Linked DNA regions of Homo sapiens: region 2 is linked to region 1. A link is an interaction called in ENCODE POLR2A ChIA-PET data of the cell type or tissue named here. Cell type or tissue: GM12878. All regions are shown on one strand. Links, peaks and the distances in the headings refer to the core of each region. The heading gives the core; the rest is flanking DNA.

Region 1 (8,337 bases), core at 107-8,106:
CCTGGCTAATTGTGTATTTTTAGTAGAGATGGGGTTTCTCCATGTTGGTCAGGCTGGTCTCAAACTCCCAACCTCAGGTGATCCACCCGCCTTGGCCTCCAAAAGCGCTGGGATTACAGGCATGAGCAACCGCGCCCAGCCTTGCGTTCTTGTCTTTTTTTTTTTTGGAGACAGAATCTTGTTCTGTTGCCCAGGCTAGAGTGCAGGGGCATGATCTCAGCTCACTGCAACCTCCACCCCTGGGGTTCAAGCGATTCTCCTGCCTCAGCCTCCAGAGTAGCTGAAACTACAGGCTTGCCCCACCATGCCTGGCTAATTTTTGTATTTTTAGTAGAGACAGGGTTTCGCCACATTGGCCAGGCTGGTCTCAAACTCCTGACCTCAGGTGATCTGCCCGCCTCGGCCTACCAAAGTCTGGGATCATATGTGTGAGCCACTGCACCTGACCTTAATACATCAATTTTTAAAAAGAGAGGACAGAGAGAGAAAAACAGGTCAGGTGATATGAAACAAAAATCAACTTACATGATAAATTCATTGGGTTGGCAGACAGTGGTAGCCACTCCTCCCAGGACAATCCAGGGGTTTAGTACTGTTTGGCCGCCTGTTACAGATGTTCCTGCTTCCTCAGCTGCGTCTTTAAAACCTTGGATAATCAGAGGCATCACTTTATCCCTTTCCTAAGGTTGAAAAAGGTACAAATAAAAAGTCAAAGAATTCTGTTCAAAACCCAGAAAAGAAGGTTTTTACACTTACAGTTATAAAAAGAACCATAAAATCCTAAAGGAAGTCCTCAAAGTTTACAGACAGGGAAGGTTGTTAGGGGCCAGGCATAATCGCTCACGCCTGTAATCCCAGCACTTTGGGAGTCCGAGGTGGGCAGAGAGCTTGAGCCCAGGAGTTTAAGACCAGTCTGGGCAATGCAGACAGACCCCTTTCTCTACGAAACATGTAAAAATTGCTGGGTGACCGGGCACAGTGGCTCATGCCTGTATTCCCAGCACTTTGGGAGGCTGAGGCGGGCAGATCACCTGAGGTCAGGAGTTTGAGACCAGCCTGGCCAACATGGTGAAACCCCGTCTCTACTAAAAATACAAAAATTAGCCGGGTGTGGTAGCATGCGCCTGTAATCCCAGCTACTTGGGAGGCTGAGGCAGGAGAATCGCTTGAACCTGGGAGGCAGAGGTTGTAGTTAGCCAAGATCGCATCACTGCACTCCAGCCCTGGGCACAAGAGTGAGACTTCATCTCAAAAACAAAAAAAAAAAATATTGCTTGGTGTGGTGGCATGTGCCTGTGGTCCCAGCTATTCCGGAGGCTGAAGTGGGAGGATGTCTTGAGCCCGGGAGGCTGAGGCTGCTGCAGTGAGCTCTCATCACACCACTGCACTCCAACCTGGGCAACACAGGGAGATCTTGTCTCAAAAACAAACAAAAACAAAAGCTAGAAAATATTTCACATTGTCATCATTTTATCCAATGCTGGAAGATGTTCTAGACAACAATGTAAATAAAGCCCAGACACCAACATTGTCTGGACTCAGTGCACAGGACCAGCCCTAGGTCTGATGACTGCTGGAAGCCAGCTGTCCAGTGCTCCTTGAGAATCTCAAGACTGGCTTCCTAAGCACAGGTCCCCTGCCCTGCAGTAGGCATCCATCCTACCAAGGCTTGGCTGCAGGCTACGAGTAACCCACACTGACAGAGCCTGCGCCAAGACCACCATGCACCACTGATGACTACAGCCCATGTTCAAGGGCAGGAAAGAGCCTACTGGAAACTCAAGTTTCTCTAAGGCAGGGCAAACTGTTGGGGGCTCTTGGGACAAAAACAAGTACCTGTCTATCTAAATAGGAATTCATCTCTGGTTCAAAGAACAGGTTCAGGCAGCAAGGGCACAGAATGCTAGGCGATGACACAGAGGCGTGAGCCCCTGGTGGCCCTATCCCCCGTCACCATCTACGTCCACGACATCCCCAGCCACAGCAGAGGGAGTGCCCTCTAAGTGCCACGTGTCCCACATCTGTAAGGCTGTGCCTGATTCACACTGAGGCACCATTACTATGGCCAAAACTTTATTTTAAAAAATGCACAGGTCGGGCACGGTGGCTCATGCCTATAATCCCAGCACTTTGGGAGGCCGAAGTGGGTGGATCACGAGCTCAGGAGTTCGAGACCAGCCTGACCAACATGGTGAAACCCCATCTCTACTGAAAATATAAAAATTAGCTGGGGGTGCTGGTGTGCCCCTGTAATCCCAGCTACTTGGGAGGCTGAGGCAGGAGAATCGCTTGAACCTGGGAGGTGGAGGTTGCAGTGAGCTGAGCTTGTGCCACTACACTCTAGCCTGGGTGACAGAGTGAGACTCTGTCTCAATAAAACAAAAAAAAATATACACAAATGCCTTGGGCCGGGCACGGTGTTTCACGCCTGCAATCCCAGCACTTTGGGATGCCGAGATAGGTGGATTACCTGAGGTCAGGAGTTCAGGAACAGCCTGGCCAACGTGATAAAACCCCGTCTCTAATAAAAATACACAAAATAGCCAGGTGTGGTGGTACGTGCCTGTAATCCCAGCTACTTGGGAGGCTGAGGCAGGAGAATTGTTTGAACCCGGGAGGCGGAGGTTGCAGTGGACTGAGATTGCGCCACTACACTCCAGCCTGGGCGACAGAGTGAGACTCCTGTCTCAAAAAAAAAAAAAAAAAAAGTCTTGGTTTCAGTCTACTGGGAAGAGAGAAAGGGAGCAGGTGGCAGAAGTGCAGAGATGACTAGGCCAGGCTTCCTCATTTTAATTTACTGGTAACTGCCAAAAAGTGGAGAGCCAGAAGGAGTGCAGGGAGCCATATGGCCTGGGCTCCTCGCTTTCTAGATGGGAAACCAAGTCTAACCAAGGCCAGAGATGCCACCGGGACAACACGGACCAGGCAGCAGCCGGGTAGCTCCTACTTACCCTGTCGGTCATTTTATTACTGACTCCAAGGAGCATCAGCATATTGTCACATTCCGTGACCCCCATTGCATAGAGGTCACTGAGGACATTGGCACACGCTATCCTGCCCTGGGAAGAGAGGGAAACATGAGAAAGGACGACCGGGGACTTTCCATCTGCAGAAACTGAGTGAGCCATGGAGTGGACTCCACAGAGAACGTGGAGACTTTCCAGGAGTAGCAGCTACTAGGATGGGGTCCTCAGTTTCTATGATTTGCAGACTGGCAACCTTTCCTGCATCACAGAGTCACTAGGCCATTCGTTTTTTCTCAGACATTCCTGTTACCACCTCTTTCTTGTGCAGGACAAAGAATGTACCAGTTTTTCTCCATTCTAAATTTTAGAAGTCTGCAATTTATTTAGATAGGGGAAGGGGTATATGTGCAGCGAATGAGGAGGAGAAGCAAGTTTAGAACCGACAGTCTTGGGGGAAGAGCTATGGAGCGAAAAAGCCTGCAAACAACTCTCCTAAAGAAAAGTTGGAAACAGCCACATATCCCAAACAGATTCTAAAAATGGCTGGCTTTAGTGGTTATAGAGATGGAGATAGTCTTTGTGCACTTGGATTAAGAAATGTTTGCAGCTTAGGCTGGGTGTGATAGCTCACGCCTGTAATCCCAGCAATTTGAGAGGCCGAATCAGGTGGATCACTTGAGGCCAGGAGTTAAAGACCAGCCTGGCCAACATGGTAAAATGCTGTTTCTACTAAAAATATAAAAATTAGCTGGGCATGGTGGTGCACACCTGTAGTCTCAGCTACTTGGGAGCCTGAGGCATGAGAATTGCTTGAACCTGGGAGGTGGAGGTTGCAGTAAGCTGAGATCGTGCCACTGCACTCTAGCCTGGGCAACAGAGCAAGACTGTCAATAAACAACAACAAAAAAAAAACAAAAAAAATTTTTGTAGCTTCTTTTCAAGGATGTATGAGATAAACAGAAAAATCATCTTAAGAAACAAATAAAAAAATACCCAGGGCTGAAGTCATATTGTTTTCAAAAGAAAAAGAAGCATTTCCCAGTAAATGATGTCATTTTATTAGGAACTTTAAAATACAATTCAACAGAAATGTGGTAATGAAGATTTTTTTATTGCCACTGGAGATTTTTAAAAGTTAAGTTGCCCTTATCTAAATTTTTATCTTTTATAGACAATAAAGAGAAAATACAAATTTTCCTTCTGACATAAGGATAATCAAACTCCCAAGTGTTATCACTTCCAGTGGCTGTTTAATTGCTTGCTTTAGGCTTTCTTATACATTCCTGGAGGTCAGCAATGCAGCTCAACAACCATCTGTGGCCACACTTTCAGTATCATCAAGCCAGTCCACAAGGCCAACAGGTGGTCTACAACTCGCACAAGCCAATCGCTAGTTAGGGGGGTGGTGATTTAGCGCCCCTTCTGTTCTGGGTGCTCTCATTTTAGGAGATGCTGGAAAACAATGGACTGTGGTTTTAGCCATCCCTGCCACCTGGTCATGTGGGACCTGGGCTGTGGCTTACCTGCCCAGTCTCAAGAGTATTGCTCCAGAGGAGAAAACGGACAGATGTGCGGAAGAAATATAGGTTTCCAATAATCTGGTATTTGTCACTGGTACCTGAGGGTGAACACCCCCCACGTGGCTGCCTCATGATAAAGTCCCTACAGTGCAGCCTGATCCCACTGTCCTTGCCACACACGAAGAACACCTGGCATTTTATAGCAAACCAGATTTTCCTAGTCTCTCCACTGGCTCCTCCTGGGTGGTAGCAAATTGGGGTTAAAGGTTGGGTGGATCAAAGGGTGGCTGGCTGCAACTACGCAGTAAACAACTGGGGAACACACCTCAGCAGTGTATCATCAGTAGCCAGGAACTTTAACTCAGTGGTCAGAAACCTACTATGTACAGCGGCACATCACACGGTGGTGGGTGTGCAAGTGGCTGGGTTGAGTGAATTAACCAGATATCCGAATTAATGTTTGAGGCATCTAATTGTGATGAGATACTAGCTCCTTAATCTCTTGAAGGAAACATTTAGGATCAGTCCTATTACAGAGGACAGTAACATCTCCAGCCTAAAACACAGGGGTGATGGAGGTTACCAATGTCAAAGAAGAGAAGGTGCAAGAAAGAAGAAAATGACAAAAACAGGCCATTGACATGCTACTAAACAAGAGGTGTTCTTACTCACAGCATGTACTCAGTTGCAACAGCAGCAGAGGGCCTTCCCTGCTTCCTCCCTAATTGCTTTATGCCCAGTGCCAAGTGTGGGCAGGGGACAGGCCTGACTTCAGCAACTGCAGGAGTCTGGGCAGGGTGGGGCAGTATAGTCGGGATATAACAGAAATAAAACCAAAACCCCACAGATACATACAAAACCCCAGCCACAACCCAAACCAAACAAATAAGCCCTTCCAGTCACAAAAACACATCGGCTCACGCTTACCATCATGTAAGGGTCGTCTACGATCGGGTAAATGTAATCTGTGGTTTGAACCAAGGAAAGCCCACCGTGCCTCAAAGGAATGACACAAGTATCCATTCCAATGCCTGTGGAGATGGAAGTCATTAGCATCCAAAAATAAAACGGGAAAGCCATTTCATTTTATATCACCAGTGCTCTGAACAGGAAGAGCTCATAAGATACTTATGGAAACTGCAGGCTGCCAATGAAGCCATGTGTTTCCTATCAAGAAGCGTAACTGAAATAAACGTGAAACATATCCAGCTTAGGATGGAAAATACCAATGAAAATGTTACTCATCAAGACTCAACTCCAATATGGCATAGTTTTAATCCTTAATGATGCCTTGAATAAAAATCTTTTTCACTGTATGACTTTTATTATTTTACTGTATTACTGTAGCGTGTGACTGGTACCGTATACAATTTCTTTGAAGATGAGAATCCTATAAATGGAACTTGGGTTATCTTAAGTATAGTTATTGTGCGTACATCTTTACAGACATTATCGTATTGTCCCATCAGAAACCATGTAAAATATTTTTACATTGAAAAATGCTATTATTACTTATACATTTTAGTCAAAAGTGAAAATGACACACACACAGATGAAATGAAAGGACAAATCCCAATCTACAATTCAATGGAAATTTCCAATCAAGCCTGGATATAAACACTCTGGCATCTATGTCAGAGGAGTCCCAAGACCACCAGTAGTAGTCAAGATACGCTACTCCTTGTCTTGGAGATAAGGCTGTACTCCTTTAAAAATTACTTGTAATGCAGGCATTTTACAAACTCAGACTAGCATTCCCACCAAGAAAGCTGAACACAGTGAGCAGCCCTACACCCCTCAGAAGGACACTCTTCTGTCCTCTTATGAGGACAGCTGTTCCTTGGTATCTGTGGGGGACTGGTTCCAGGACTCCCACAGACACCAACATCCACAGATGCTCAAATCCCTGATTTGAAATGTCCCAATATTTGCATATAACCTACACACATCTTCTCACATACCTTAAATCATCTCTAGATCACCTATGACACCCAATACGATGTGAATGCGATGTAAATATTTGTTATGCTGTACTGTTTAGGGAATAATGACAAGACAAAAAAAAGTCTGTGCATGTTGAGATGCAACCATCCACTTCTTTCCCTGCATATTTTCAGTCTGTGGTTGGTTGAATCCCCCACGAGGATTCTGCAGATACAGAGGGGGATGCTGTACTTCTACTTTGCAGCCCAATAGCCAAAAGCAGGGAAAAAGCCAGAATTAGGACAAAAGGAAGCAAATTATGTGCCTGAATCTACCCTATAAATTCAGAATTTCAAACAAGTTTAAATCATATCTGAATCGCACTAAAACGACCTTTAATATTCTGCGTAAGTGAAAGGGCCGTGAAGCACTGCCTCACTCGGTCTCATGACAGCAGCAGACCTCACAGAGGCGGGTCATGGAGGCACCAGATCTTTCCTGCTGCAAAAATGAAATCTCACTCAATAAAAAGCCATAGTCTGTGAAGACAGGCTGATTTTTATCACACTAGATAACAAAGCAGAAACTCTTGCTGGAAGACCTCGCTTAGGGAATGGAGAAGTGAAGTTCAGAATGGCAAGTTTCAACAATGTCAGGCACTGGATCAGTTTTCATCTGTCAGAGGAGAACGTGTGAGATAATTCACGTAAACAGCCCATGGGCACAACCTCTCAGAAATTTGTTTCATCACACTCTTTAGCACCTAAATAGAAATACCACTCTTTAACTCAATGGATTCTCCCTAAATGGATAATTCTGACAACTGGTTATTCTGAGTATATTATTATTCACTTTGGAAAACAGTAAGAGGCAGTTTTCTTTCAGGCTTCCATTTAAACTGGAGGACTACTGAAAGAGAAACTAAAATTGTTGCTGAATGTTAGCTTTAAATGTTCTTAATTTGAATAATCTTAAATTTGAATTACATACATTTGATTTGTAAAGCGCTTTATTTCTAAACTTAGCAAGTCCTTTGATCAGAGTAACGGGGGATTCTTGAGCACGCCCCTAGGGCTGAAAAGCAGCTCCGTTATCCACGGTTTCTCTTTCACACCTGTGCCACCACAGTCTACTAGAATAGGGTCTGGTGCTGTCCAATGTGGTTGACACTAGACACAGGGGGTGGCTGCGCATCTGACAAACAGGTGCTGTAAGTACAAAACAGACAACTGATTTTAAACACCTAGTACCAAAAACCAACATCTCATTAATAATGTCGTATATATACATACTGAAAAGACATTTTTATATATTGTGTTAAATAAAATAGATTATAATTAATTCCACCTGATTTTTGTTATCGGGTTTTTAAAAATATTACTTTGAATTTGAAAATTACGCATGTGGCTTGCATTGTATTTTTGGACAGCACTGGTCTACAGTGATTGGTTTAGAAATCACCAATCACATTTCAAGGAAGGAAGAGAGAAGGGGTGAGCCTGAGATGCCCACAGGCCTTGAAAAACTAGCGTTTGAAATGGAAAGACAGAGGGACGGTCCAGAGGGATGGTAACTGGGAACAGAGGAAAATGCCACAGGGTCGGGGAAGCCTTAAATACTAGACAGAACAGTTTAGGTTTAATGACCAGGAGGCAATGGGCAAACTTGCTGGAAGGTTTTCAGCAATACTGACATCCTCCATCAGAAAGACAACCTAAGTTATCACACCACTACCCACCCCCAACCCCTGCACCGCCCCCGCCAGCAGCAGCAATCATTACTTGATAGCTCCTAGGCACCAGGCAACAAATGTCTCTGGTTCTAAGGCACACTTCTTTTACCATTTCTTTAATTAGGATACATTTAGTAATCGTGTGTACATTTAAAAGCTGTTTTGGTTAACCCTTCAATTAACACCATTTTTGAAG
Region 2 (8,337 bases), core at 33-8,032, 240 kb before region 1:
CATATAAAGAATGCAAGTAAACAACTTAGTACTATTGTTATATTCTTTGAAGTTGCTGGGACTATTGTCCCATCACTTGATTAGAGTCTTCAATTCTCAAACTTGCTTTTCTGTCCCCATTCCTCGGGGTACTCTGGCCCCGGACACCTTCAATGCCCTCTCCTTCCTGATACTTTTCCTCACTTGACTTCGGGGACATTGCTCTCTCCTAGTTTCGCTTTCTCTTATCTGGATGCTCCCTCTTCTCTCCTCTCCAACTTTTTATTTTCTTTCAGCACCCCCCCTTAAATTGGAGGAATTCTCTAGAATTCAGCCATTTTTTTAAATTTAAATTTTAATTTTTTTATTTCCAAAGGTTATTGGGGAGCAGGTGGTGTTTGGTTACAGGGATAAGTTTTTTACTGGTGGTTTGTGAGATTTTGGTGCTCCCATCACCCGAGCAGTGGACACTGCACCCAATTTGTAGCCTTTTATCCCCCACCCCCCTCCCACCCTTTCTCCGTGAGTTCCCAAAGTCCATTGTGTCATTCTTACGCCATTGCATCCTCACTGCTGTGAGTGAGAACATACGATGTTTGGTTTTCCATGCCTGAGTTACTTCACTTAGAATAATAGCCTCCAATCTCATCCAGGTTGCTGCAAATACCATTAATTCATTCCTTTTTATGGCTGAGTAGTATTCCGTTAGATATATATATATATATATATATATATATATATATATATATATATCACCGTTTCTTTCTTTTTTTTTTTTTTTTGTGTCAGAGTCTCATTCTGTCACCAGGCTGGAGTGCGGTGGTGTGATCTCAGCTCACTGCAATCTCCACCACCTAGGTTCAAGCGAGTCCCCTGCCTCAGCCTCCCAAGTAGCTGGGACTACAGGTGCGTGCCACCATGCCTAGCTAATTTATTTTGTATTTTAGGAGAGACAAGGTTTCACCATGTTGGCCAGATTGTCTTGATCTCCTGACCTCGTTATCCACCTGCCTTGGCCTCCCAAAGTGCTAGGATTACAGGTTTGAGCCACCGCACCTGGCCATACCATTTCTTTATCCACTCATTGATTGATGGGCATTTGGGTTGGTTCCACATTTTTGCAATTGCAAATTGTGCTAGAATTCAGCCCTTTTAGAGGAGGTCTCTGAGAAGGACTAAGTCCATATTTCCAAGCTTAATCTCTATCCTGAGGTTCAGGCCCATTTTTCCAAATAGGTGTGGACCTCTTCATTCACCTATCCCACAAGTAATGCAAGTTACTCAGAACTAATCTCCTTCCCCCAGGGCAGCTGCCTGTCCTGGGTTTCTCATCTGCTAGGGTCTAAATGTTTGTGTCCTCCCAAAATCCATAGATTGAAATCCTCACCGGCAGGTGAGGGTATTAGGAGGTGTTATTAGTCAGGGTTCTCTAGAGGGACAGAAGTAAAAGGACAGATGCATATATTGAAGGGAGTTTATTAAGGAGAATTGACTCACACGATCACAGGGTGAAGTCCCATGACAGGCTGTCTGGAAGCTGAGGAGCAAGGAAGCCAGTAGTGGCTCAGTCCAAGTCCCAAAGCCTCAAAAGTAGGGAAGCTGACAGTGCAGCCTTCAGTCTGTGGCCAAAAGCCTGAGAGCCCCCAGCAAACCACTGCAGTAAGTCCTAGAGTCCAAGGGCCGAAGAACTTGGAGTCTGATGTTCAAGGGCAGGAAGCATCCAGCACAGGAGAAAGATGAAGTCTGGAAGACTCAGCAAGTCTGCCCTTCCACCTTCTTCTGCCTGCTTTTTCTAGCCTCACTGGCAACCAACTGGATGGTGCCCACCCAGATTGAGGGTGGGCCTGCCTCTCCCAGTCCACTGAAGCAAATCTTAATATCCTCTGGCAACCCACTCACAGACATACCCAGAAACAATATTTTGCATCCTTCAATCTGATCAAGTTGACACTCAATATTAGCCATCACAGGAGGTGAAGCCTTTTGGGGGGTGATTAGGTCATGAGAGGAGAGCCCTCACAAATGAGATTAGTGCCCTCATGAAAGAGACCCCAGAGAGCTGCATCAACCCTTCCACCACATGAGGACACTGCAAGATGATGTCTATGAACCAGGAGGCAGGCCCTCACCAGACACTGCCAGTGCCTTGATCTTGGACTTCCCAGCCTCCAGAACTGTGAGAAATCAATTTCTATTTATAAGCCACTCTGTTTATGGTATTTTGTTATAACAGCCAGGATGGACAAAAACACCATCTCAGCTAATACTGCTACCCTCCATTCAGTCGCCCAACGCAGAAATGTTCGCCTTCAACAACTCCCTTCATCTCCTCAGGTACATCTCATCATCCTAAAGTTCTCTCCCCTCCATCTGCATAAAAGCTTCCAAGCATAACCCCTTTTAAATAACAGAGTCAAATACATAACCTTTTTTTGTAGCCAAGATGGAAGTTCCCTAAGTGTCTGATTTCAAGCTTACTGAGAAAAGCCCAATCCAAAAAAAAAAAAAAAAAAAAATTCCTCCTTGCTGGCAGATCCTGAAATCCCTTTGGCAGACAAGGTTTTTATTGCAGAATTAGAAATAATCCTAAATGCCAGAGGCTCTGGAAAGATGCCACCTGAAATTGAAAGGACACCAAAGTGTCAATGTTGTGTCATACAGCCTTGCAGTGAAAAGGGCTGATGGTGGGAGGAGAGGGGAGGGTGGCAGATAAGAGCAAAGAAGAAAGAGTGCAGGGTGCAGATAGCTGCAGCAAAGGTGGTGGAGGCGGGCACACTGTGAACATACAAAGAAAGTTCGCTTGAGCCAACCAAGCCAGAATCAACTAAAATATACTTTTGTGCTGAAGGTGAATTAAACAATTCGTGAGTATGGGAACCAAGGTAGACAGGAAATCATTTTATAAAAAGATTCACAGAGACTCTTCTCTTGTTTCTATAATAAACAGAATGGAGCCACTTCCCAGAATTATAATAAGACACAGTGAATGGGAAAGTTCTAAATTTATGTAAGATCAGCTTTTGAAGTCTCTGAAATCGTTGCAATGGGAAATACTGCCTAAGTGCTTCCAAGTTCACTAACAGATCTTCCTCTAGGAGTTTTCACAGCCAACCCTTCAAAACTTGGCCACCTTTGCCATAATAGTCCATGAATATCCAATTGTCTCTGCAAGAAGTCTGTTATGACTGGGATTTCTTTCTGCCTCCCTTGGGTCAGATCAAATTAACTTGGTAAGAATTGCTTTCTGTAAAGCTAACTCACATTGGAGTAACCCCCGTGTGACCTAAGGCATCTTCTCCCCTGGCTCCCAGTAGATTCAGAAAAAGGAATGGATGAGGTCAGGAATAACACAGGGGTGACCAGTTGCAAAATTTAAAGATATAGCAGCTGGAGAAGTGAACCATAGGCCTTAGGAAAGAAAGAAGCAAAATGTTGCTGGCATCCAGCTGTGCAGATCTGATGAGACCAGCCGCCCAGAAATCTGTGTTACTGCTCCAGAAGACAATGCAATGTGCCTACAAATTTAATGACTGTCTCCTGGCCTATAACAGGGGAGCAGGAACTCTGCCCGCAAAGCCGAAAAGGGTCAAGGCAACCTGGTGAGAGAAATGTTGACTTTTCGTGGGTATAAAAGGCACAGACAATCTAGCTAAGGCAGGTGTATTGTGATCTAGTGGAAAGTCATGTATGAACCCCTCACCTTTTTTTTTTTTTTTTTTTTCAAAAACAAAGGAGTTACTGACTTTTCAAACCGCAAAATCATTTATGACAATTTAACCAGCTGTATTAGTCTGTTTTCATGCTGCTGATAAAGATATACCTGATACTGGGTGATTTATAAAGAAAAAGAGGTTTAATGGACTCACAGTTCCACGTGGCTGGGGAGGCCTCACAATCATAGCGGAAGGCGAAAAGCACATCTTACATGGCGGCAGGCAAGAGAGAGAATGAGAACCAAGTGAAAGGGGTTTCCCCTTATAAAACCATCACATCTCGTGAGACTTATTCACTACCATGAGAACAGTATGGAGGAAAACACCCCCATGATTCAATTATCTCCCACCAGGTCCCTCCCACAACACACGGGAATTATGGAAGCTACAATTCAAGATGAGATTTGGGTGGGGACACAGCCAAACCATATCACCAGCCAAGTATTAAGTCAACCTCTACAGAAGGAAGAGGCTTAAATTCAAATTAATTTGGCATCTACTAAAATTGTATACCAAATATAAGAAATGAAAAACAAATTCTAATTTTTTTCAAGCTGGAGAGAAGCTAAGAGGTTATCTATCTTAGCCCCTGACTTCCCTCACTGATGAAGAGGTCAAGGCCTAGGGGTGAGTTCTCAGGTAGGGCCGAGGTAGCCTGATACCCAGGTCTCTGTGTCCTCCCTCACTCCACCATGCACTTTTTCAGAGAAGTGAGACACCTTAGTTTGGAAAAAAAATAAGTGAGATGGAAAAAAGACAAATCACTTGTACTTTCCTACTACTGATCAATTATTTAATCCAAAGAAGCTAAAACTATGTCTAAAATTAGACAGCCAGGCCATTTTTCACTCCTCAGGCATGCAAAGAAGATAATGATAGTATTTTTCAGACAATGACGAGGAACTGTGGTGCATTACAGTGATTATTTTCCCAAATCACCAGCTCTGGCTAATTAATACTTAAACAGAAAATTTTGCTAAAGGAACTCATGACAGTTTTGTAGCAAAACAAGGAAGCAAAGACTTAACATTTCATCGGTGCTGTGCTTTGATTTGGTACAAAAGGCGGCAGGGATTAGACAGGTTCTAATGGGACAGGCATAGGAAGTAATTAATAAGCAGCATTCTTATCTATTATTTACAGAGGGCCAACCATAACCTAAGGGGTAAATACCTGGCTCTTTCCCAGTGAGTTTACTTTTCAAGATGATGATGATGATGATGATGATGATGATGATGATGATGATGATGATGATACTCACCCAGGCTGGAGTGCAATGGCACGATCTCGGCTCACTGCAACCTCCACCTCCCAGGTTCAAGAGATTCTCCTACCTCAGCCTCTAGTAGCTGGGACTATAGGCGTGTGCCACCATGCCCAGCTAATTTTTGTTTTTTTAGTAGAGATGGGGTTTCACCATGTTGACCAGGATGGTCTTGATCTCTTGACCTCATGACCCGCCCACCTCAGCCACCCAAAGTGCTGGGATTACAGGTGTAAGCCACTGTGCCCGGCCTATTTCAAGATTTTTAAACATGAGGCAGGCCCGGCACAGAGAGTTATGTCTGTAATTCCAGCACTTTGGGAGGCCGAGGTGGAAGGATCACTTGAGGTCATGAGTTTAAGACCAGCCTGGGCAACATGGTGAAACCCTATGTCTACAAAAAATACAAAAATTAGCCAGGCATGGTGGTGCATGCCTATAGTCCCAGCTACTTGGCAGGCTGAGGTGGGAGAATTGCTTGAGCCCAGGAGTTCGAGGCTGCAGTGAGCCACGACTATGCCACTGCACTCCAGCCTGGGTGACAGAGCAAGATGCTCTGTCAAACAAACAAAAAACATGGGAGGAAGGAGAGGAAGGAGGAGCTTAGCACAGCACACACACCGTGAACAGGCTTGTCTCAAAGCAGAGCCATGGTCCCTGGGACTCTGGGTACTTGGCTGAGGCTGTAGGTTGGACCCTAATCCCAGAGCCTCATTCTGATGGAGGCTTCAACCATACACCTTGCTTCTCATACAGGGAGTTGCTTTCATGCTGGATTTCAGGGAAAGGAAAGCAACCTATTAGAGGCATAGACACGCACCTGTTTGAGTCTCTGTTTTCAGTTTCTTTGGAGTGTACACCTAGAAGTGGAATTGCTGGGTCATATCATAACTCTCTGTTTAACTTTCCAAGGAACTCATCCTCGGAATATTTGGAACCAGTGATGAACTGAATCAAACTAAAGCTGAGACAAAGTCCAGACCAAGGTCAACCATAGGGCAGATGATTCATGCAGCGACCACACCAGTGGCCTCACAGGAGCAGGGGCACACCCTTTGCTGCAGCAGTCCCCAACATTTTTGACACCAGGAACTGGTTTCATGGAAGACAATTTTTCCATGGATGGTGGTGGGTGGGGGGGTGGTTTTGGGATGAAATGGGTCCACCTCAGATCATCAGGCATTAGAGTCTCATAAGAAGCACGCAACCTAGATCCCTTGCATGTTCTGTTGACAATAGGGTTCACGCTCCTATGAAAATCTAATGCAGCTGCTGATCTGACAAGAGGCGGAGCTTAGGCCATAATGCTCACCCACCCGTTGCTCACCTCCTGCTGTTCGGTCTAGTTCCTGAGAGGCCACAGGCCAGTACTGGTTCACCACCCGGGGTTTGGGGACCCCTGCTTTATTGGACATAATTATTAGGTCGTGTTCTTTTTGGTGGTGTTTGTACAGCTCTATTGAGGTATAATCCACATGCCATAAAATTCACCCCATTTGTAAATGTATGATTCATGGCTTTCAATTACACTTAAAAAGTTGTAAAACCATCATTACAATTCAAATTTAGTATATTTCCATCATCCCCCAAAAATCCCCTCGAGTTCCTTTGCAGTTCAAAGCCACCCCCAATTTCAGGCAACTACTGGTCTGATTTCTGTCTTTTTCTACTTTCCTTTTCTGGACATTTAATGTATATGGAGTCATAGCATATGTAGTCTTTGGCATCTGGGGTAGCAAGTACGAATATTAGTCTACCACCTCAGATGCACATAAAAATATTACATATCTTTTCTTTTCTTTTCCTTCCTTCCTTCCTTCCCTCCTTCCTTTCTCTCTCTACTTCCTTCCTTCCCTCCTTCTTACCTTTCTTCCTTCTCTCTCTCTCTCTCTTTCTTTTTGGACAGAGTCTCACTCCATGGCCCAGGCTGGAGTGCAGTGGCACCATCTTGGCTCAGCGCAACCTTTGACTCCCAGGCTCAAGCAATTCTCCTGCCTCAGCCTCTCAAGTAGCTGAGATTACAGGCACGCACCACTACTGCCTGGCTAATTTTTATATTTTTAGTAGAGATAGGGTTTCACCATGTTAGCCAGGCTGGTCTTGAACTCCTGACCTCAAACGATCCTCCCAAAGTGCTGGGATTACAGGCGTGAGCCACCGCCCTGGGCCTCTTTACTTTCTTTAAACCCAGTTCTGCAGGGGTGTACGGAAACCTATTTTCGGGCACCACTGGGGTCTGGAGAGGGGAGGTCTCCTTCCCTACGGCCATGCAAAACTCCAGGAGGGCTTTTGGTACCCATTGAAGTAAGGGCCATTTATTTTTCAGCCCAGCAACATTGCCACTGATACCCTCATTATCAAATGGTTCTTCTAGGGAACAGTCTCTGCTGTTTCCAATGACAAGCCTGGGCAGCAGAATCTGCGGGAGGTTCCCAAAGTCCAGTAGGTGCATCCCAAGAGCTTGCTGTCTGTCTGGGTGCTGCAGGGACTGAGGCTTGAGTCCTTGATGCTCATAAGACCACCATCCCACTCCTCCTCCCAATCTGGGGGCGGGGGAGTCACTCCTCCCTCCAACTGTTGTGAAAGCCTCCACCCCACCCAGCTCTGGCTCTTCCTCCAGGACATCTGGGGTAGATCATGGATGTATTGAGATCAGGCTTTCTCAAAAGACAAGAAGAAAGGCTGTACTTCTAAGAGCTGTTGCCAGGAGTCCAGCCAACGCTCCTGAAGGTAGGAAGCCCAAAGGGACTCGTTGCTAACTCCAAACAGAGGAGATTGGGGTGGAAAGGGAACACAAGGAACATCAAACCCAGATTAGGATCTCACTAAAAACCTTCCCACACTGCTCTACATTTACCCACCACAAAACCACATCAACAAATCAGCTAAGAGCATGCTATTATTTCAGTTTTTTCGCTGCATTTAGATTCCATCTACCCATGGAAGTGTGCAGGAAGATGGAGTCACCAAACGGGATGATCCAGGCTAAGAAACAGAACCGGCTCTAACACAAGCAACAGCAACAAACACCATGAGCCAGGCGTTCTTCTAGGTGTTGAAGACGTATTTCCTCTTTAATCTTCTCAGCATCCTTAGGTGAGGGCTGTGGGTCCAGAGGCCTTATCTAAAATTTTTGGGTGGCTGGGCACCGTGGCTCACACATGTAATCCCAGCACTTTGGAAGGCCGAGGCAGGTGGATCACCCGAGGTCAGGAGTTCAATACCAGGCTGGTCAACATGGCGAAACCTCATCAATACGAAAAATGCAAAAATTAGCTTGGTGTGGTGGCACACGCCTGTAATCCCAGCCACTTGGGAGGCTGAGGCAGGAGAATCACTCAAACCCAGGAGGTGGAGATTGCAGTGAGCTGAGATTATGCC

What was found. Peaks named below come from ENCODE experiments on the same cell type or tissue, not always from the same donor. Only the 100,000 strongest peaks of a DNase experiment are listed, where the experiment ranks them.
Region 2: POLR2A ChIA-PET joins it to region 1 with 11 read pairs; 5 of 35 experiments call an interaction of 5 or more read pairs at or near these places.

What each region holds. Positions count from the first base shown.
Region 1 is chr10:13,333,292-13,341,628 of GRCh38, forward strand. SEPHS1 (selenophosphate synthetase 1) reads right to left here. Exons shown (of 9, transcript NM_012247.5): 3 at 5,414-5,517; 4 at 2,952-3,059; 5 at 526-680. Among named protein-coding and RNA genes, the nearest start is that of SEPHS1, 11 kb to the right of the region's middle. RefSeq lists enhancers at 1,492-1,993, 1,994-2,493, 8,326-8,337. In GM12878, for the core only: no CTCF peak of the experiment used is centred there; a DNase peak (open chromatin) is centred at 7,520; H3K4me3 peaks cover 1,269 bases; H3K27ac peaks cover 2,212 bases.
Region 2 is chr10:13,089,347-13,097,683 of GRCh38, forward strand. It overlaps a transcript of CCDC3 not described here. Among named protein-coding and RNA genes, the nearest start is that of OPTN, 6.6 kb to the right of the region's middle. In GM12878, for the core only: no CTCF peak of the experiment used is centred there; no DNase peak of the experiment used is centred there.